Regions from separate parts of the Homo sapiens genome. Here regions 2, 3, 4 and 5 are each linked to region 1. A link is an interaction called in ENCODE POLR2A ChIA-PET data of the cell type or tissue named here. Cell type or tissue: A673. All regions are shown on one strand. Region 1 has its middle 89 kb from the start of LINC02304. Region 2 holds the start of LINC02304 (long intergenic non-protein coding RNA 2304). Region 3 has its middle 81 kb from the start of LINC02304. Region 4 has its middle 61 kb from the start of LINC02304. Region 5 has its middle 100 kb from the start of LINC02291.

Region 1 (4,000 bases):
GACGTCCCAAAGTGCTGGGATTACAGTGTGAGCCACTGCGCTTGGCCGCCCAAAGGGTTTTTGAATTCATCACTCCCCAACCCTGGCCTACAGGCCTGAGCTTAAACTCTGGATGTGCCACTTCCTAGCTGTGCAGGTTTAGGGAAGTTACTTCATCTCTCCGTGCCTTGGCTTCCATGTCTGTAACATGGGAATCATCACAGTACCTATCTTAAAAGTGGTTGGGGAGATCAAGAGATATCATGCACACAGATCATTTAGCAGAGAGTTTGCTCAAGAAATGATAGCTATCATCTGCTCGTTCTTATTGTTGTCATCATTTAAAAAAATTCCCATCCTCTCCCATTTCTGCTACCCTCTATACTTGGGCCAGCCCACTCATCTCTTCGTGTTTACACCCAGCTCTTCCTGCAATGCATCGCCTCTTGTCTCTGCCAGTAGCCCAGTCACTTCACACCCTCTGAGCTCCAGCGACTCCTCCTCTGAGAAACCTCTTGGGTCCTAGTGTTTGTAGTTTGTCTCATGCAGTCCTCCTAAAACCTTGCGAGTTCTCTTCTCCCCATTTTACAAATACGGAAACTTGGGCTTATAAAAATTGATTTGTCCAAGGACACAAAGCTTTCCAGGTCACAAGATTTCAAGCACAGGGCTCTGTGGTCCTCAGGCTATGCTGATTTATCACTGTCTCTCCCCACACATTTCACCTTATTTGTGCACTGTTCATTGACCCAGTCACTTTGTGAATTCTTTGACAGGGGGGATAAGACTTATTCATGTCTGCATCCCCAGCATCTAGCATAATCTTTGACATAGGCAGATACTCAATAAATACCTGCTGAGTGAGTGAAGGAAGAAATAAATTCCATATACATGAAATAAGAGAGTTAGATGTGAAGGAATCTCTAAGCTCCTCCATAGCTCTCAAAAGTCTAAGTCACATAATTTATGGAAATTTCTTCCCATCAAAATCATGTTAGGAAAATATAGCAGTGAGTGGTGCTGCATGATTGTTAATATAATTTGCAATTTCCATAGCTTCTTATGGAGACATGAACTTAAACATGCACAGAGGTTTGTCAAATATCCTATGTATCTGGAGAATCCTAGGAGAATCTCAGAGGGGATCAACCTGAGGAACGTCTTGAACTGGGGTGAGATGTCCCAATAGAAACAGTGTCAGGGCCGGGCACACCTGTGCTGGGTCTTTGCTCAGCTGCTTATTGACCTCTAACCTTCCCCAAGTCTTGGCTTCAGTTTTTTCATCTGTAAAATGAGGGCAAGGCAGAATGGGGCTATGGCAGAGGCTATGCCTGATACATGGATGACTCAAGATGAGTCGCTTTCCTCTTCCTTCCCTTGTAATTTCCTGGCTCTGGCAGGTAAGGTACCTGTTAGTCCATCTTTCAACTTAATGTCTTTGTCTGCTCTTTGTTGCCATCTGGGGCAGCATCCAGGAGCATTCACTGAACATCTAAAGGGTGGGTACAGATGACAGAGGTTCATGGAGGTCCCAGGACGGTGCCATCACTTCCAGCTGAAGGCTCGACTCAGCTGTGAACAGTGAGGACTTCAGTAGGCAGAGAAGGAAAAGGGTCAGGCACAGGAATTGGGAAACAGATGGCATTTCTGAGGGTCCAGAGGAGAAAAATGCAAGCACACCCAGGGATTGTTGGTAGACAGTGTGTTTGTACCTGGGGACTGTGTGTGCAGAAGAGGATGGAGGGGCCAAATTAGGATGGTGGGAGTCAGACCAGAGTGGGGGGCATCCTGTTCAATACCATGGGGCCTACAAAGGGGCTGAAAATTCGTCTTCCCCGTTTTCCTTCCTCCCTCCCTCCTTCCTCCCTCCCTGCCTCCTTCCTTCTTTCCTTCCTTCCTTCCTTCCTTCCTTCCTTCCTTCCTTCCTTCCTTCCTTCCTTCCTTCCTTCCTTCCTTCCCTTCATCATTCCTCCCTCCTCCTCCTCTTTCTTCTTCCTCTTTTTTTCTCTCTCTCCCCATTTCAGAAGGATGGAGCTAATTCCAGAAGGGTGGAGTTTAATCCAAGGTTAAAGTTGGAGGACACAAAAGACAGATCTCAGCGGGGTTCTGAGTGGGTGGGGGAAGGAGAAGAGATCAAATTAGAAAAGGATTAAAATATCAGGGCAGTTTCTGAATCTTGAAACTAAGTGTTAGTCTGCAAAGGACAAAAGACAGAATCCCAGTATCCTCTTAAACATCGCCTGTCCCCTGTTTCTTTTCTGTCTCTGCCTTTGGATGCCCCTCTGCTGAGGGGCAGGGCCTCTCAGACGACACCTTTCCTGACTTTCTCTGTGTATCCAAACTCTCAGATGACATGCATTTGATTTCTCCCAGTTTTAATTTTAAGAAAACAAGAATGCCCTCCCTCTCTCCCTCCCTAATTTCGTCCTTCCTTCCTTCCTTCCTTCCTTCCTTCCTTCCTTCCTTCCTTCCTTCCTTCCTTTCCCCCTTCCTCCTTCCCATCCATCCATTAGGCACTAATATATGGTAGTAGAAAATGGGCATGCAGGGGAGAAAGGGACAATTATTTATTGAATTTAGAGTTATCGATGTCATGGAGGCTAGGGGATGAATCCTGTCTTCTTCTAGCTACTGTTTTCTCTGTCAAGTCCCTGTGTCATTCAGAAACCCAGCTTTGTCATCTGTAAACCAGGGTTGATAGAGCCGACCTTGCCAGGTTCTTATGCAGGGACTCACAGGAACCATCACCAAATGCTTTCGCTGGAGATGTGGGCAGGAATCTCCTCCCAACAACCCATGCACAGCAAAGGGGTTATTTGTATACTTTTCCAGAATGAGAATAGGGCAGGACTGCACTGGATCTGCTCATTGGGAAGTCAGAAGTGAGATCCCTGAGAGAAGATTCTCTTTCTCTTGAAGCGTTTCTGGGGAGCCTCATTTTGCTTCCCAGATAAGATAGAAATAGATAGGTAGATAGATAAGACAAATAGATACACGGATACAAGGTTAATAGATACATAGACAGATAAATAGACAGACAGATAGATAGATGAATGGAATAAATAGATAGATAGATAGATAGATAGATAGATAGATAGATAGATAGATAGATAGATAGATAGATTAGATAGATTTGCTAGAGGCCAGACTTGGCTTTGAAACTCAATGTATGACTGCTGCCCCCTGCCCAGGGACGTCTTCCCCCGGTGGGACAGGAGAGCAGTGAGTTCTGCAAGGTGTGTGTGTGTGTGTGTGTGTGTGTGTGTGTGTGTGTGTGTTTTCTGAGACATAGTCTCACTCTGTGGCCCAGGCTGGAGTTCAGTGACACGATCTCGGCTCACTGCAACCTCTGCCTCTCAGGTTCAAGTGATTCTCCTGCCTCAGTCTCCCAAATAGCTGAGATTACAGGGATGAGCCACCACACCCAGCTAATTTTTTATATTTTTGGTAGAGATGGGGTTTCACCATGTTGACCAGGCTGGTCTTGAACTCTTGACCTCAAGTGATCTGCCTGCCTCTGCCTCCCAAAGTGCTGGAGTTACAAGGCATGAGCTACCGCATGTGGGTTATTCTTGAAAGCAAAGTGTGTGCTCAGAGGCAGAGCCTGGGCTCCACACACATGATCTCACAGCAGCCTGATCAGGGGATCCTTTACCCTGTTTTTCCAGATAGGGAACCTCAGTGGCACATAGGCAAGCAAAGAGCTTATCCAGGGCCACACAGCCAGCGGGCAGAGATACATGGCAGCAGACAAGTGGCCCTGGCCATGCAGCTGCCTCACCTCAGCTTTGATCTTAGAGGAAGAAACTCTGCCTTCAGCCTGGGCCTGTGCAACACACACCTCCTAAACAAGAAAACAACCAACAATGTGGGGAGCATTGTCTCCAGTGACCATCCAGGGCCAGGGCTGGCTTTGGGGTGTATCCTCAGGTCAGCTGCGATATGAGGAGCTGCAGGTCAACTGCAACATGAGGAACATCGACAGGCCCAAGGTCTTCCTTTTAAAGAGCTACCATTTAGT
Region 2 (4,000 bases), 88 kb after region 1:
CTGAGCTGCCCTCACAGGAGCCCCAAAGCCACAGTGGCTGACCTAGATAAGGACACATTTCTTGCCTGTGCTACCCCTCCCTGGTAGGGGGTGCTGCATCATTTTCACCATGGGGTTCAGGTTGAGGGAGGGGACCCAGCCTGGGACTTCACCAGTCCTTAGGAGGGAAGGAAAAGAGAACTCAGTGGAGCTGTGAGATGACTCTCAAGGATTCTGTTTGTAAGCGGCCTACAGCCATCCTGCCCACGTGTGATCAACACAGTCAGTCACACGGCTGCACCTGAATCTAACAGGGTGGGGGAAAGCATTGTCCTCTCTTGTCTTCTGCGTCTCATGCCTTTAATGCAAGAATCCCATAACGGAGACCCTTCACCCTGTTAAAAGCTAATTACAGCATCAAGTTAAGTTGAACCGTTTCCTTCGATGAATGCAATAGTAGTATTTGTTAGTATTTTGGGAAGCCTCATAGCCTTGCTGTGCCCACAGTTATAACTGGAGGTGCCAATATGTCATTTCCTAAGCTGTGACTCTTCCCTCACTCTCATCCCCTTATCGTTCACCAATCTTCCACTTCAGGTCTCACCTTCAATGTCACTTCTTCCAAGAAGCCCTCTTGGCCTCTACACAGTTAGTACTTCTGGTCTCGCTCTCTGTAATTCTTCTTCAAGGCTAAGCACTTGGCCAACACCCATTTTTTGGCCAGACTAAGGAAGGAAACAGTGTCTGTCTGGTTCAGTGCAATTCCCCCCTGATCATAAGATGAGGCTTAATATATCAAAGGCACTCAAAAAATATTGTTTGAATGAGTAGACAGCTCAAAACATGAACACATAACTCATTCTCAAAGGATATTATTTTCTTATGATGTGTTTTAAACAAACAAAAAAAAGGAACTTTAAATTTCTGTACCCAAACCCTGATGGGCTCTGAGATTTGCCTGTCGTTTTGTGTATTTCAATCCCCTAAATTAGGGATTGTGGAAAGACTGGCCAGGTAAGTTACTGTTCAGATCAGGACCATTTGTGAGAGTGAAGTGTATGTGTGTGTGTGTGTGTGTGTGTGTGTGTGTGTGTGTTGGGGGGAGGGCAGGGAGGTCTGGGGGGTGGAGCTTATCACTAATGCCACCCTCTGGGACAAATCACACAGAACTTGCAAGGTGGAAAACAACACACACACGTACACACACCCTTTCAAGAGTTGTCCAGGCCTATTTTTCTTTTACTGTACCCCAAACTCCCTTGAGCCTTTTGTTTTATGAATTGGGCCCTTCTATTTTACAGCCAGCACCATTTGCACTTACTGCAGAGCTGTATTATGGCCAAAGACTCTTTTTATTTTTTTTTATTTCTTATAGTCCTGGAACATGGCCCCCTGGAGAATGTCACTTCACAAAGCAATGGCCAGTAAACTTGGCTCATGCGTCAGCGAAACACTTCCAACGAAAGTGCATCAACTTCTGTTCTTACACATTGTCGTCTTTCACCTTAACAAGCACACCCCAAAAAAAGTCCTCTGGTTTCTACGGCTTGTTAGGTCTATCATCTTTTTAATTAATAGTGTTTTTACGAAGCCGTCTGAACTGTGTCATTTCCATTATCAGAAACGCATTGCCATTAATGAATAATTTTCATTTCTGATCCCTGGTATCATGCTAGTTGATCTCCTGTTTCCATGCCTTCAAATGATAGCATCGTTTTCTGCCCACGATCAAATTTAATTTGGACTCTGATTATATTATGCTGTTGCGACTGAAGTGTCAATTTTTGTCAGGCAATTAGGAGCTATAACCTGTGAAGTTAAGTTTGATAGGCATTGTAATTGGATTGTTACAGTAATAGCCTGGAACGTTCCTTTTCCTCTTGCTTCTTTGATTCTTGATGCATACTCTCATCGTGAGAACAAAGACATTTGGTTATTATACAACCTTAGGATGTTTGAGACAACAAGATCACAAGTTGAAGTTTTTGCAGTGGAGTGGGCTTCGATGTAACTCGAAGTGTGGGACGTTGAAAGTTTGAGAGATTTGGAAAAAATTAGAACAAAGGGAAAGAAGTATCACAGAAAGCATTGTGTAAGAAGAAGTTAACAGGTCCCCGAAGTTCACTTCAAGATTCCAGATAAGTTGCAAACAAAGATGAATCACAAATAGCTTAGAGTCACCTGAGAGTTCCTCTCTTCCTCCCTCCCTCCCTCCCTTCCTCACTCTCTCCCTCCTTCCCTCCTTCCTTCCTTCCTTCCCTCCTTCCTTCTTTCCTTCCTTCCTTCCTTCCTTCCTTCCTTCCTTCCTTCCTTCCTTCCTTCCTTCCTTCCTTTCTTCCTTCCCTCTCTCCCTCTCTCCTTTCCTCCTCTCCTCCCATTATTCCTTTCTCCCTCCCCCTTTCTTTTCTTTCCCTCATTTCTACTAATTTATTGACACTGGACTAAATACATTAAATATTGTCATGGAAAAGACAAGCCCTCTATCCTCGTGTGGTTCATGGTATAATAGGGGAGAGATGGAAAATGTCACATCAACAGAATGATGTGACGAGATCCTTTAACAGAATACCTGCGTGTATCAGCAGATTCTCACTTGAAGAATGGGAGCTTGCCTGCAATGGGGAGGAGAGGAGAGGAGAGTGGTGCAGTGTGTGGGCACAGCTTTTGCAGAGACCTGGGCACAGCAAGGATTTGGGGCCATGAGGGAGTGGCGAGAAGTGCAGCAGGATGGGTGCCTGTGATGCAGCAGGATGGGCGCCTGTGAAGCCTGTGATGCAGGATGAGCACCTGTGATGCAGCAGGATGGGCGCCTGTGATGCCTGTGATGCAGGATGAGCACCTGTGTTGCAGCAGGATGAGCGCTTGTGATGCCTGTGATGCAGGATGAGCACCTGTGTTGCAGCAGGATGGGCTCCTAGCTGCCCGGGTGGCAGGAGGTGGGGCTGGAAGGAAGTGGGGCAGATCACAGGGAAGGGGGAAGCTGGCCCAGGCATCTGGATTTTATCCCAAAGCTCATGAATGTTAAAAGGCAGGTCCGAGGGTACCCTGGAGGACTTCCATAGCATCTTTATCAGGCCTGATGCCATGGCCCCTAAAACTCATTTGCTTTATTGCTACCCGAATACCCTTTACAAATGCAAATCCGAGCAATGAGCACACTGCCTGCAACCCTCAGGGATCCCGACTCTTACAGTGAAGACAGAGCTCTTCAATACACCCTGTGGAAAGGCTGGCCAGGTAAGTTACTGTTCAAATCAGGACCATTTGTGGGAGTGAAGTGTGTGTGTGTGTGTGTGTGTGTGTGTGTGTGTGTGTGTGTGTGTGTTGGGGGGATGGCAGGGATCTTTAGGGGGTGGAGCTTATTACTAATGCCTCCTCTGGGACAACAGGTGTCCTTGAGGACTGCCCCAGGAAAACCAGGAGGTGGGGCTTGTATCCTTAAGGCCCACATGGTCCGCCTGCGGCCTCTTTTTTTCACCCCTTCTCCCATTTGTCTCCTCCCCAGCTCTCAGCTGGCCAGCAGCACTGAGTTTCTTTTTAGTTCCTCCTACCCCCTGAAAGCTCTCTCTTGCCACAGGGCCTTTGCACATGCTGTTTTTGCTGCCTGAACCTTGGCCCTGTAGCCTCCCATTCATGCCCAGGCTTTCTGGCCACCTGGCTTCCAAGAAGGGAAAGGAGGTTAGGTTTTTCTTCCCACTCCTTCTATCTTTGCATCTTTTGCAAGAGCTGCATCCTTCACAACTTGGGTCCTACCTGATGTCTCCTCCTGTACAGTTTGCCTCCAGTTTCCTGCTCTTGTCCCTTCAGTCCTAGGGGTGACAACCACTCCCTGATGCTTCCTGTCTCTGAGCCCTTGCCATCCTATCTTTGTCCTCTTAACCCTGCTCACCTCTGTTAAGAGTCTTTTCATTAAAGATTCTTCATTTGAACCATCTGTGGCAAATTCTGCTTCCTGCTGGGACCCTGACTACGATGGTGCCTAAAACAAACTGCTGGAGGAGGAGAGAGGTGGGAGCAGAGA
Region 3 (4,000 bases), 170 kb after region 1:
TTTTTTTTTAAGTCTGAACAAGGGCATTTGCAGTATGAAAGTGGAATGTTAATTGAAATCGGACTCTGCCAACAGGAGCTTTGGAAGGAGCCCAATCAGGATTAGACTAATTAAGACATCTTTAAAATTGAACAGGTTGGACTGTCTTAAGAATTGAACCAAATGAAAACTATATGCTCAGGAATGTGACTCTGGAGGTTTGAAAAAGCAAAACAAACAAACATGAAAATAATTATGGTAAAGTCAAAGGAAGGAAGAAAAGATACTAGAGCCGTGGACTTGAGCAAGTCATCGTAAAACACCTCGCTGGAAACAAAATATTCTTACATGTGGCTGACACTGGCAGATTGCTTTAGTGTTGGGAAGACAGTCTTTCAAACCGAATTGGAAATAAGCCCGCTGGTGTTATTTTACAGGCCACGTCGGGTGTTTTATAGGGAACATCTTCCCCATACTTGAACTACCATTCCAAAGGCCAAAATATTTAAACAGAGGTCATTTAACATTTTAACATAAAGTGTCATGTACTTGAAAAAAATGGTTTTTAAATGTTTTAACATGTTTTCTCTCTAGGCTTCTCTTCCTTTGTTTCCTCCTGAGCCAATCAAAAAGTCTTTATTTTAATATGTTGCTAAATAAAGTAGTAGTTTTGCAAAAAGCACAGAAAAGACGGCTGATTTTTTTAGGTTGTGTGAAGTACTGAACTGACAGCCTATATTTAGTATAATGATTTATTTGCTCTTCCGGAAAGCTAACAATTTACCGTAAAATTTTGGATACAAAAGGTGAGGTTATACCAACTACACAATATAATCAATAGTGTTACAGTACATCAGAAGATTCCAGTCCTACCGAAAAATATTTTGACAAGAGTTAAAACAGTTAAAACTTAATCGTATTTGCTTATTATCAGAAACAGTAGTATGTGTGCTGACTGCATCACAATAAATATTTCTGTGATTAGGAAACTTGTTATAGTCCAACAGCAAGTTTGCTCAAGCCTTAAATTATTTTTCATAATCTGTAAATAATGTTGACATTACTTTGGCATTACAATAAATATTAAGGCTATTTGGAAGGGAATTTGCTAGTTTAGATGCCTGCCTAACAAAACAAACTTATTTATATTATTGGCACATAAGACAGGGAAACATCACAGGCTTCTGCATTTGGCAAACCAGGCTGACATATTTCACATTATCATTACATTTGTTCTGGGGATCAAAAGTCATATAATTAATATACTAATAAACTATTCTGTAGGGCTGTTTTTCAGAAGAATATTACCACATGCTTTTTAAATAACATAATAACTGAAGGCTTATTCACAATAAATACCAATTGATAATAAAAGTCAACTGAACGGTTTAACCATTTATATTAACAGCAAGTAATGCAAACTTAGCACATGGGGAGGAATAAACAAGGGAGAAAATTGAAGTTTTCAGAGTAATTTTTACAGGCAAATGGATTGTGATTTGTGGGGTAGATAGGGAAAATGAAATCTAGATGCCAGTGGTTACAGGCAGGGATTTTTCTACTAGCTGCAGTGTTATTTTTCTGTACTAAATAAGAGGAAGGAAAGAGGTTATAGAGAAGGGAGAAAAAAATATTTCTTTACAAATGATTTAGTTTTTAATATGAAAAGAAACTGTCCCTGTTTCCTGTTGCACCACCTTAAACTGATCACATTATCCATCCTTCTTTTGGCAAAAAGGGTTAAATCCTGGCTCTGCTACTTGGGTTAGCTTTCAACTTCTGGACCTCCATATTCTTTCTGTAAAACATGGGCATCATTATGGTTGAGACAACAGCATCACAAGTTGTTCAGAAAACTCCTGCACAGGTTTGAAACATCAGCTCCCAAGCCTAGTGACTTAGGGGACACTACTGATCTTTCAGTGAAATTTCCCTGAGCGTTTACTGTGTATGAGGCCCTTTGCTTGGTGCTCATACTCCTGTTTGGTGCTTCACAGTTCGTAAATTGCTTTCTCATACACTGTTTAATTGTACCAAAACATATCTCGATGCTTCGCTGTCTCTTGCATGCCAGATCCAATTCATTAGCACATTCTTTTTGTTCTACCTTCAAGATCTATCCTGTCTTATTTCATTTCCCACCACTGCTTCCTGCATTCTCCCCCACTAGTCCAAACTGCCACCATTTCTGGTCTTGCACCTTCCTGTTTTTCCCTCACTCTCTCTGTCCAGCTGTTCAGACGTCCTCCCTGCTTTTCCTTTTCTTTTTTTTCTTTCTCTTTCTTCCTTCCTTCCTTCCTTCCTTCCTTCCTTCCTTCCTTCCTTTCCTTCCTTCCTTTCCTTCCTTCCTTCCTTCCTTCCTTCCTTCCTTCCTTCCTTCCTTCCTTCCTTTCTCTCTCTCTCTCTCTCTCTCTCTTTCTTTCTTTTGATGAAGTCTCACTCTATCGCCCAGGCTGGAGTACAATGGCACGATTGCGGCTCACTGCAACCTCCAGCTCCCAGGTTCAAGTGAACCTTTTGCCTCAGCCTCCCCAGTAGCTGGGATTACAGGCACACACCACCAAGCCTGGCTAATTTTTGTAGTTTCCTTTAGTAGGAATGGGGCTTCATCATGTTGGCCAGGCTGGTCTCGAACTCCTGACCTCATGATCAGCCTGCTTTGGCCTCCCAAAGTGCTGGGATTACAGGTGTGAGCCACTACACCTGGCCCCTTCCTCCCTGCTTTTCAAAGGCACAGGCATGCGCCTTCATCCCCAAGCCTTTGCTCTTAGCCTTGGGAGAGTCTCTGCAGAAAACCCCACTGCTCATCTCTGGCTTAATTTGAGCCTTTGCTCAGCATCATTTTTGCAGAGAGGTCTTCCCTGATGCCCTAAGGTGGCACTCACCCCTTTTTCTCTCCCTGGCTGTGGTTTAATTCGTAGCGCGTGTCATTCCTTGGGACACACTTCTATGTGGTCTATGTGTCCATCTGTGTGCTCATCGTCACTCTTCTCCTCGACAGTGTCAGCTCTGTGAGCATAGGGCCATTGCTTGTTCAGCCCACTGCTGTCCTATGCGGTGCACCTAGAGAAATCTCTGGTACACAGCAGGTGCTCAATAAATGTTATTTGAGTACAACATAAGGCGGACTAGGAAGATATTATCCCTGCTTTACATATAATGAGTCTGAGGTCCAGAGAAGCTGGTCGCTTACTCAGGCCCACAGTGAGGAGGTGACAGAGCATGGCCTCTGTCTCCAACCCAAGCACTACTGGCCAGCCTCTGCCTTCTGGTGCCTTCTCGTGAGGCCTCACTCTTATTTCCAGTTCCCAGGAGCAGCACTTGATGGGCACCTGCCCATCAGCAAATCTCATGGCGCAAACACCAGAACTCCATCTGTCCTCTCTGTGGCTGCCATTCATATCTCTCTCTCTGTTTTTTTGATATGGGTCAGCCCAAAGTCCTATGGCAAATTAGCTCACTTCCCATGTCTTGATCTTCACTGTGAGGAGTGGCCTGAGGTCAGATCTAATGACGTGGGCCTTGGTGACTATGGATGAAGGTGTCTGGACATGAGTGGCTGGCGAGGCCAGGCATGGAGGAGCTCCGCGATGGGCAGCTTATGCCCTCCATATGCCTGCTGCCCACCATACCCCATGTCCTAATAGAGACTTGCAGACACCTGACTCTGGGTTCCCCAGCAGGGCAAGATTAGGCTCAGAATTGGACTTGAGCCCAGGGAAAAAGGGGGAGTGAGGAAGGGAGTGTCAGAGTCCAGAAATAAAGAGCCGACATTAGGAGCGAGTGGTGGGAGGTGAACAAGGAGTTAGGAGAACGAAAATGACAAGGAACAGAAAAGGGCCCTGCGTTAGGGCGCGCCTAAGTGGGAAGAGTCCATAGATTCTTGTCATCCTGGAGAAAACAAGCTGTTGGGGAGATGTGGGGAGTCTAGCTCAGCGCTCTGCCTTTGACCACAAGATGACTCTTCAGTGCTTATTTTTAAAATCATATCTTTCTTCTTCTTATTGGAAACTGGTAAAGT
Region 4 (4,000 bases), 150 kb after region 1:
ATTCTAATCCAAGCAAAATTGAACCCTTCTCCACCCTTCCAATTTGTGCTTGTGCTCATTGAAATGTACCATCACCGCTCCCAGAACTCACGGGCTCAAGACTTCTATGCCTGTCTGCTGAATGATCCTGGCCAACTGAATGTCTCTGGCTCTCAATTTTTTCACCTTTCAGATGGAAGGGTGGGGCCGAGTGATCCATGCCACCTGCCTGGTGTGAAGCAGGCACTAAGGCAATGACTGCTACACACAAGTGATTCAAGGTCAGGTGGTCATGCATGGCTATTTCCCCTTTGACTGTGCTCAGAGGTGTTCGTACCTGGAATAACACTGTTGCTAGAATATCCCTGTCCTGAAGGGCCTCTGTGTCTCCTTACCTCTGCCAGTGAAATATCAGTGCTTTGCACAGTCTAGGAATTTTTGGCTGGACCAATGTCCCCATCTCTAGAAACACGTGCCTGTGGACAAATTAAGGCACCTACGTTTTTGTGTTCTATTATTGTTTTCTTAAAAGCCATGGAGATTGAGCTTTTGCATCCAGATCTTCCTCTAACCAGCTGTGAACTCAGTACCTGCTCCTCTCCACTCTCTGTGGTTCAGTTTCCTTATCAGCCAAAAGGAGAGAACATCATCTAGTTTTCTGGTGTGGACACGATGGGTGATCAATGAGTGTCAGGCACCTTGTAATGTATGGTGTCTGGCCTGAGGAAGGTACTTAATGAATGCTATTAACTGTTCTGATCATTAGAAATTATGCTTAAAAGCAGGCTGAGAAAAGCAAACTCTCTTCTCTACCTACTAAGCACTCAATGAGAGGCTGTGAATAACTGTAGAAGGATGAATGCAGGAGCAAACTCCAGTTATGACACTTCCTCCCCAAGCTCTCTTACTCACATAGCATTCAAATTGCTAAATTCTTTGAAAAAGCACTAAGCACTCTTCAAGTGGAGGTGATGTTGATATTTTTCACACTTTCAATTTACGAAAAAACAATAGCAAGCATTCTTTCATCTGTTTGCCATTGAGCCTGTGAAGTAGGCCAGGTAAATATCATTACCACAAATCCCACCTCATCTATAATATATCTGTATCTATTTCCATGTCTATAGCTTTTCCATATCTATCTTTATCTCTTTTCTGTTTCTATAGCTATGTCCAGATTTCCATATCTATATCTTTTTTCCATATCTATATTCACACGCATACCTATACCTATATCTATACGTAGATCTGCATCCATACTTATTTTTATTCCTATATCTTTATCTTTTCCCATGCCCATATCCATATCCACATCTATATGAGGAAATGAAGTCAGGCTCAGCAAATAGACCAGCCAAGGTCACCCAGTTAGAAACAGAGCTAGTGAGGCTTCAAGTTTTTTGGCTACAAACTCGGCTTTTTGCAACTTCTCCTATGCTAGGCTTCAAATAAACAGGATTATTAAAAAGAAAAAAAATAAAGAAATATGAAAAAGAAAGAGAAAAAAAGAAGAAAAGGAAGGAAAGAAGGAAGGAAGGCAAGAGGGAAAGGAGGGGAGGGAGGGAAGGGAGGAAGGAAGCAAGGAAGGAAGGGGAGGGAAGGGAAGGAAGGAAGGAAGGAAGGAAGGAAGGAAGGAAGGAAGGAAGGAAGGAGCAAGCATTATAATCTCTTTATCTTCTATTCACAAAGCCCAGTATATGGCTCAGGCCTTTGTCATCTTCACTTCCATTAACTGAATTTTTTTTTTTTTTTTGGCGTGGAGCAGATGGGGCAATGGTCTTCAAAATGTCAAATCACTGAACTATTATGTGTCATCTATCGTTCTTCATTATCTATGTCTTGTTGCTTAAAATTCTTAGAACGGTTTCTAAACACTATATTTTTTAAAATTAGAAAATACAATAGAGCTATTTTTCAGGGGGTGGTTAGAGAGCTGTCATATTGTTAGCAGCTACCCTTAAGAGATTATTCCAGGAAACTTACTGTGTGAATGCAGGTTTAAACCAGGTATGTTTTAGGAGACACTTCCTATTCAATTTCTTTTGTCTTTCTTTTCCTATTTTTTTCTTCACTTAGAGTTTTATAACAAGACTTGAATAAACAGTATACTTGGACTGCCAGCACGATTAAAATTTATATCAGTTTTGCATCTGTTTGGAGAGGCAGAAAGCAAATCTCTAATTTTAAAACAAATTATCGAATATTTCAAGAAGTCAGAATGAAGATTCCTCTTCATTCTCTTAAAACTTTAAGAACTGAATTGCTGTGAATTATCCATTTGGCAGAATTTCTAAACAAAATTAATGTATCTGATGCAAACACAGGGCCTCCTGCTTCTTCTGTTCATTAAAGCTTATGTATTTGCTCAGTTTTACAACAATAATTTTCAGGGTCAGTTTTCAAGCTCTCCTAAGCTCACTTTTTTCCAAATGTGAAACTTATGGAAGGAAGAAAGCATACATACCTTGTTTCGAAAATTGAGTATTAATGTTCTGAAGAATATATCTGAAGAGTATCTTCTGGGCTAGAGGTTTGAAAAACATCAGCTGTTTTTCCTTGTGTGGGGTTTTTATTTATGCTCTTCTTTTAAAGCTATTTTTGGTCCCTTGAATTTAGCACAGGTTGCTTAAAAAAATCAAAAGCAAATATAAAATTTACCTGGAATCTTCTTTAGGACACAAATTAAACCATATTGTAGTTTTGTTTTCTGTTTTTGCTTTTAACTATGTGAATGGTTAATGCCGTCTTGTATTTTCTGTTGCCTAACTTGCAAAGAGACGCATTTCTCACACAATTCATTTACTCTCTCCTTATTTCTTCATCACTCCCTTGTCTTTGCAGAATTATTCAACTCAGACTGCCATGCAGAAGAAAAACCATGAACCCGTAAGTGTTACATTTTGAAGCAAAAGTTTATTTTTTCAAAGTCCATTTTCCCCCTTAGAAAGAAATATCAGAGTGAGAAATAGCGAGTCTCACATTATCTAAAAAGCGACTCTCTCCGGTTTTTGTTCCATTTATTGAAAACTCCAATTTCTTTGCCTCGGGTTCTAATTTATTTTGCAATTCGCACAGTGCACTGTAAACATAATGTAAAGTTTTCAAAGCTTAATTAACAGCTACAGGATAACGGCAGGCCAAGATTTTAAAGGCATTTAAGCTTGGCTCCAAGAAATGAAGAGACTTCCATTCAGGAAGCTGTGAACTTGTACCTCTTAAAACAATAAAACCCGTCAGATCCAGTACTTTGGCTTGCCTTGAATGCCAAGACCGGCACACCTGCTGGCTTAACCCCATCCCTCCGAGGTGCTTCTCGAGGGAGTCCTTCCTGTTCTGGAGCTGTTTTTCTCTTGGGGAGATGAGACAGCAAAAACAACAAAACCAAAAGAAACAAGCGAAAAAAACCACCAAAAACTCAACCACCCCAAAACTAAAAACTGTATATTTTAATCAAAGGTTCAGAAAATCCACTTTCAAATTCCACAGGGATGAGGGTTGGGATTCAGGTATCTCGGCAGAAGGATAGCCAACTGAAAAACCAACCCAAGTGGATGGGAAGAATTGACACAATCTCTCAGATCTGCAGTGGGTTCAGAAGAGGTGCTGCGTTATCTGTAGTGTTCCAGTTCTGCCATTTCCTAGGAGAAGTGCTTGGTGTGGTCACTTACTCTTTCTTGGCCTCAGTTTTTTCCATCTGTAGAATGGGACTGAGAAGAAGAATATCTCTCACAGGTAGGACATTGCGTTTTTGTGCTGCAAACGATTGCATAACTGTCCGGAGAATTGGGTCAATCTCTGGCTTAGTCAAGACCCAACAGTCTTGGTTTAACCGTTTTGTAGTGAGAGGGTTGAATTCTGGCCTCTGATATTTTTCCCAGGGCCTGTGGAGGGAGTCACGAAGGTCAGCCCCTCCGGGCTTCCTGTTCACCGAGGGTCTCTACTTAGACTTTTGGCCGGCTCATCAAATGGGGATATGCCCTCACTGTGCTGACTGAAAGGCAGTGCTTGCCACATGGAACAT
Region 5 (4,000 bases), 520 kb after region 1:
AGGCCTGGTTCAGCCTCTTACTAGTTGAATGACCTTGGTCACTTTACTTAATTGTATTATTCCCCACTGTGCTTGTCTATGATTTATGGATTATAATAATGCTATTGTATTCGTTAGTTTTGGTGCATAACCAACCATCACAAAATCCAGCAGTTTAGGCCACAGCCACTTATTATCATGCATGCATCTGTGATTCAGCTGGGGCATGTCTGATCTAGGCTGGACTCTGCTGAGGGTTCTGATTCCAGGGGCAGCTGCCTTGGGTCTTATTCTCACTGCAGGTCTCTGAATCGGGTGGGTGGCTCTGCTCCACGTGTTCTGTGTTTTTGTGGGGCAAGTGGGCTTGCTAAGGCATATTCTACCTATGGCAATGGCAGAAATGCAAGAGAGCAGGCTCCATCTCAAAAGTGCTTTTGAAGTCTCTGATGACATTACAATAGTGGTGGCCCATTGGTCAAACTGAGTCACATGACCAAACTTAGAGTCATTTAGTGGAGAAGTAGACTCTGCTTCCTAGACACAAAGTGGGGGAAAGAGTATATATTTCTGAGCAATAATATAATCTACTAAGCTATCTTTCCCCCAGAGTTGTTTTGAGAATTGCATCTAAAGAATGATATAAGGTACTTAATAAAAGGTTAGGACACAGTGAGGGATCAATGAAGCAAGATAATTTGTTATTAGTAAGAATTCTCTTTACGTGATGGATGATCCAATTGAGGTAGACGTTAAGTAACTTGTCTAGGATTACACAGTGTCAAGTGAAGAAACATGATTTGAAATCATATTGTCCAAATTCCATTCATTTTGATAGAAACCTATGGACCGTTGGGCACTGGAGGATAGATTCTAAAGATCCAATAAAGGCAGGGTACGCATTCTAAATATACAAGCTGGCCCTATTTAGGAAGGCAGATTACTGTCTTGAATGTTGAGAGAGCAAACCTAGGTGAGCAAAGACCAAATCTAAGTCCTGGGAGCTAGAGTAAGAAAATAAATCACTATGACAACTATGCATTGAGACCCCTGTGTACCAAGTCCAGGGTGAGGAGACCAGGGGCCTGGGCCCTCCGGTGAGAGCTAATGATTGTTCCTTTGCTGTGCCTGCTTAAAGGCTCTACAGCCTGACCCCACACACTGGCCCTGGGGAGCGTGTGCCGGCGGCTGGAGCTCTCCCTTCTCTTTTCAGCCAGTCAGTGGGAAGAAAGAGATTTCCTCTAGAACCTTTCATTTGCTAACATTTATTTTCCTCCTCTGATCTTTCTTTTCCTCCCCTGAGGACCTTGAGTTTATAAGTATTAAATTTTTTAGAACTCTCTGAAAGTACTACATTAAATGCAGACAAGGCTGACGGGTTCCCTGGGCATTTGGTGCTAATTTCTAGCATGCCCCTTGTATATTGGCTTAAGTCACTTGCTTATATGTTGCAGTCTACTTCCTGCCCTCTCTTCACTCTGTGCCCTCAATCCCTAGATGGCAAACCCATTGTAACGTTGTACCCAGCACATGCTTTAACCAGGTCACCCATTCAAAAATGGGTGAGTGAATGAATGATGGATGAAAAAATGTGGTGAATAAATAAATGAGTCAACCAATTATACATAAATGGATATATGGGTGAATGAAGAAGTAGATGGGTCAACGGGTGGGTGCCAGAAGGTGAGGGGGAACATAAAAGAGTAGGTGACCTTTAAGCCCCAATTACAATTAGTCTTTGTCAACAACTTTTCTTCTGTTCTCACACTACTAATAAAGATATATTTGAGACTGGGTAATTTATAAAGGAAAAAGGTTTAATGGACTCATAGTTCTACATGGCTGGGAAGGACTCACAGTCATGGCAGAAGGCAAAGGAGAAACAAAGTCATGTCTTACATGGTGGAGGCAAGAGGGCAGGTGCAGGGGAACTTCCCTTTATAAAACCATCAGATCTCGTGAGACTTATTTACTATCATGAGAACAGCATGGAAAAAACCTGCCCCCATGACTCAATTACCTCCAACCAGGTCTCTCCCATGACACTTGGGAATTATGGGAGCTAAAATTCGAGATTCAGGTGGGGACACAGCCAAACCATATCAACTAGCAAGCACATCTTGGTCAAGAAGATCTATTAATTACATTTATTGCATCAACTTTAACTCAGAACCTGTAGGAAGGAGGGGTCTTGCATTTGTGTCAGTAGGGCTGTCTTGGTAGTACAGTTTTGAGGGAGATTATAAAATTTGAGACAAACTCCTGGCTTCTGATAGACACTTGGGTAAATTACTAATACAGCAGGGCAGAGAATTCAAGCATGGTATCTGAACTCATTCAGCTACAGTCTCTTGTTTATCTGTCAGGAAAGCAAATGGAACCTGCGATCTGTGTATTTAGGGGTGTTCTTGAGGGAGATGTTATTGAGGGGGCGGGGCATAAATTGCCATGCAATTCTAATGGAACCTTTCAGACCACTCTGCACTTCTGAGTTGACAGTGACCTCCTATGGCAAGGCAGGACATGGCACTGATACACAGGGAACCCTGGATGGTGACTCCTGGGAGGCACTCAACATGAACTTACCCACTCTCTAGATTGGCTGCCACCTGAATGATCTCTTTCTCCTCTTACTTCCAGTGGAACTCTTTCTTGTAGCTCTCTTTTGATTCTAAGCTGCCTTAGACTCTCACTGACCTTAGACTCTCATTGACCTTGTTGTAGGCTACAGACAACTGGAGAGTAATCTCTGTGTTAACTCATCTCTAGCTGACCAGAAGGTGCTATTTTAGCTGACTGTGGGATAATGGTGACAAGATGTCATTTCCAACTATGCTGATTCTTCTGAGCGTGCAGGAGCACCTTTGTTGGAAAAAGTGATGGGAGATTAGAGAGAGGAGAAACCACTAGAGTAGACTCTGGAGTGGCCGTGGAGTCACATCTTAGAAGTGATGGCATCAGAGCTGGGCTGTTATAAGTAAAAACAACTTCAGAGTGCAGGGACGGAGAGAGAAGGGGTTTATGGCAGAGGGTGGGAACCCACAAGCAACATGTAAACTGAAAGGAACCAGATGCTTAGGGTATGAGATCTTGAGAAGGCTGACATGGTTAAATCAGTTCACTCCCTGGGCATGAATGAAAAGTCCAAAAATTATTTACAAAAGCATCCACTTGCATTTCATTCCCAAGTGGTCTTTTAAATGCCCAACAGGATTTGGTAGGTTTGGTGAACCCAGCCAAGCTCCATCAAGCAGTAAAAGACTCGAGTGTCGTATAACACAGCCTAGTGGAGTCTACTCCACAGTTCTGCTCATGGCCACTGACATGTCCTCACCCTGCAACTTCATTCACCAATTCCTTGTTTCTAGGTGTTCCAACCTTATATAGGAATATCTTCATCATGTTCTGCTTCTCATTTCCATCTCTGTAGTTGAATGTGGTCTTCTCTTCCTGGGGGATGAAGGATTAACTGTACACATTTACTTTCTTGAGGGCCTTTTAACTAGTTGCCTGGCTTAGTCTATCTTTTTAATGCCTCTGATTACTGGGGTAGGGGATAGGAATTTTGGTCATAAGATGTTCTAAGGACATACTTCTATCTGCATAAAGTATTTCTAACATGTAGAGCTTAAATAAATATCCTTCTTCTAAGTCCTCATGTCCTCATGTCTACACTGACTATCGATATAAGACAGCCATGGGAAATATGACTAGAAAGGCAAGTAGAGGCCATTACTCAATTGCTAATGATGGAAACACACAAACTTGTCTGAGATCTGGACTCAGTAAATAGCATATAACATGGCATTCTAGATGATTTTCTTCAAATGATAGTCTGAGCATTTTCACATGGCATCATGAATTCTCAAAGTCATAACATAGCCCTGACTTTGAGCTTCATCTTCTATCTCTCTTCACTATTTCATTCTCACTTGAGCCACATGAAGATATTTATCATTCCTTGAACATGCTGAGAACTTGCAGAATTTGAGACTTTGTGATGTTCTTCTTGTAGCTTCATGTG

Evidence for each region. Peaks named below come from ENCODE experiments on the same cell type or tissue, not always from the same donor. Only the 100,000 strongest peaks of a DNase experiment are listed, where the experiment ranks them.
Region 2: POLR2A ChIA-PET joins it to region 1 with 6 read pairs; 2 of 35 experiments call an interaction of 5 or more read pairs at or near these places.
Region 3: POLR2A ChIA-PET joins it to region 1 with 15 read pairs; 1 of 35 experiments calls an interaction of 5 or more read pairs at or near these places.
Region 4: POLR2A ChIA-PET joins it to region 1 with 156 read pairs; 1 of 35 experiments calls an interaction of 5 or more read pairs at or near these places.
Region 5: POLR2A ChIA-PET joins it to region 1 with 9 read pairs; 1 of 35 experiments calls an interaction of 5 or more read pairs at or near these places.

The regions. Positions count from the first base shown.
Region 1 is chr14:97,064,174-97,068,173 of GRCh38, forward strand. No RefSeq gene overlaps it. Among named protein-coding and RNA genes, the nearest start is that of LINC02304, 89 kb to the right of the region's middle. In A673, no CTCF peak of the experiment used is centred here; DNase peaks (open chromatin) are centred at 458, 1,758, 2,328 and 2,568; H3K27ac peaks cover 4,000 bases.
Region 2 is chr14:97,151,954-97,155,953 of GRCh38, forward strand. LINC02304 (long intergenic non-protein coding RNA 2304) reads left to right here and starts at 2,904. Exons shown (of 2, transcript NR_146554.1): 1 at 2,904-3,216. RefSeq lists an enhancer at 2,468-2,637. In A673, no CTCF peak of the experiment used is centred here; a DNase peak (open chromatin) is centred at 2,458; H3K27ac peaks cover 3,134 bases.
Region 3 is chr14:97,233,448-97,237,447 of GRCh38, forward strand. No RefSeq gene overlaps it. Among named protein-coding and RNA genes, the nearest start is that of LINC02304, 81 kb to the left of the region's middle. In A673, no CTCF peak of the experiment used is centred here; DNase peaks (open chromatin) are centred at 90, 214, 2,124 and 2,464; H3K4me3 peaks cover 371 bases; H3K27ac peaks cover 4,000 bases.
Region 4 is chr14:97,214,031-97,218,030 of GRCh38, forward strand. No RefSeq gene overlaps it. Among named protein-coding and RNA genes, the nearest start is that of LINC02304, 61 kb to the left of the region's middle. In A673, no CTCF peak of the experiment used is centred here; DNase peaks (open chromatin) are centred at 881, 1,641, 2,365, 3,261 and 2 weaker places; H3K4me3 peaks cover 1,742 bases; H3K27ac peaks cover 4,000 bases.
Region 5 is chr14:97,582,258-97,586,257 of GRCh38, forward strand. No RefSeq gene overlaps it. Among named protein-coding and RNA genes, the nearest start is that of LINC02291, 100 kb to the right of the region's middle. In A673, a CTCF peak has its summit at 2,480; a DNase peak (open chromatin) is centred at 2,434.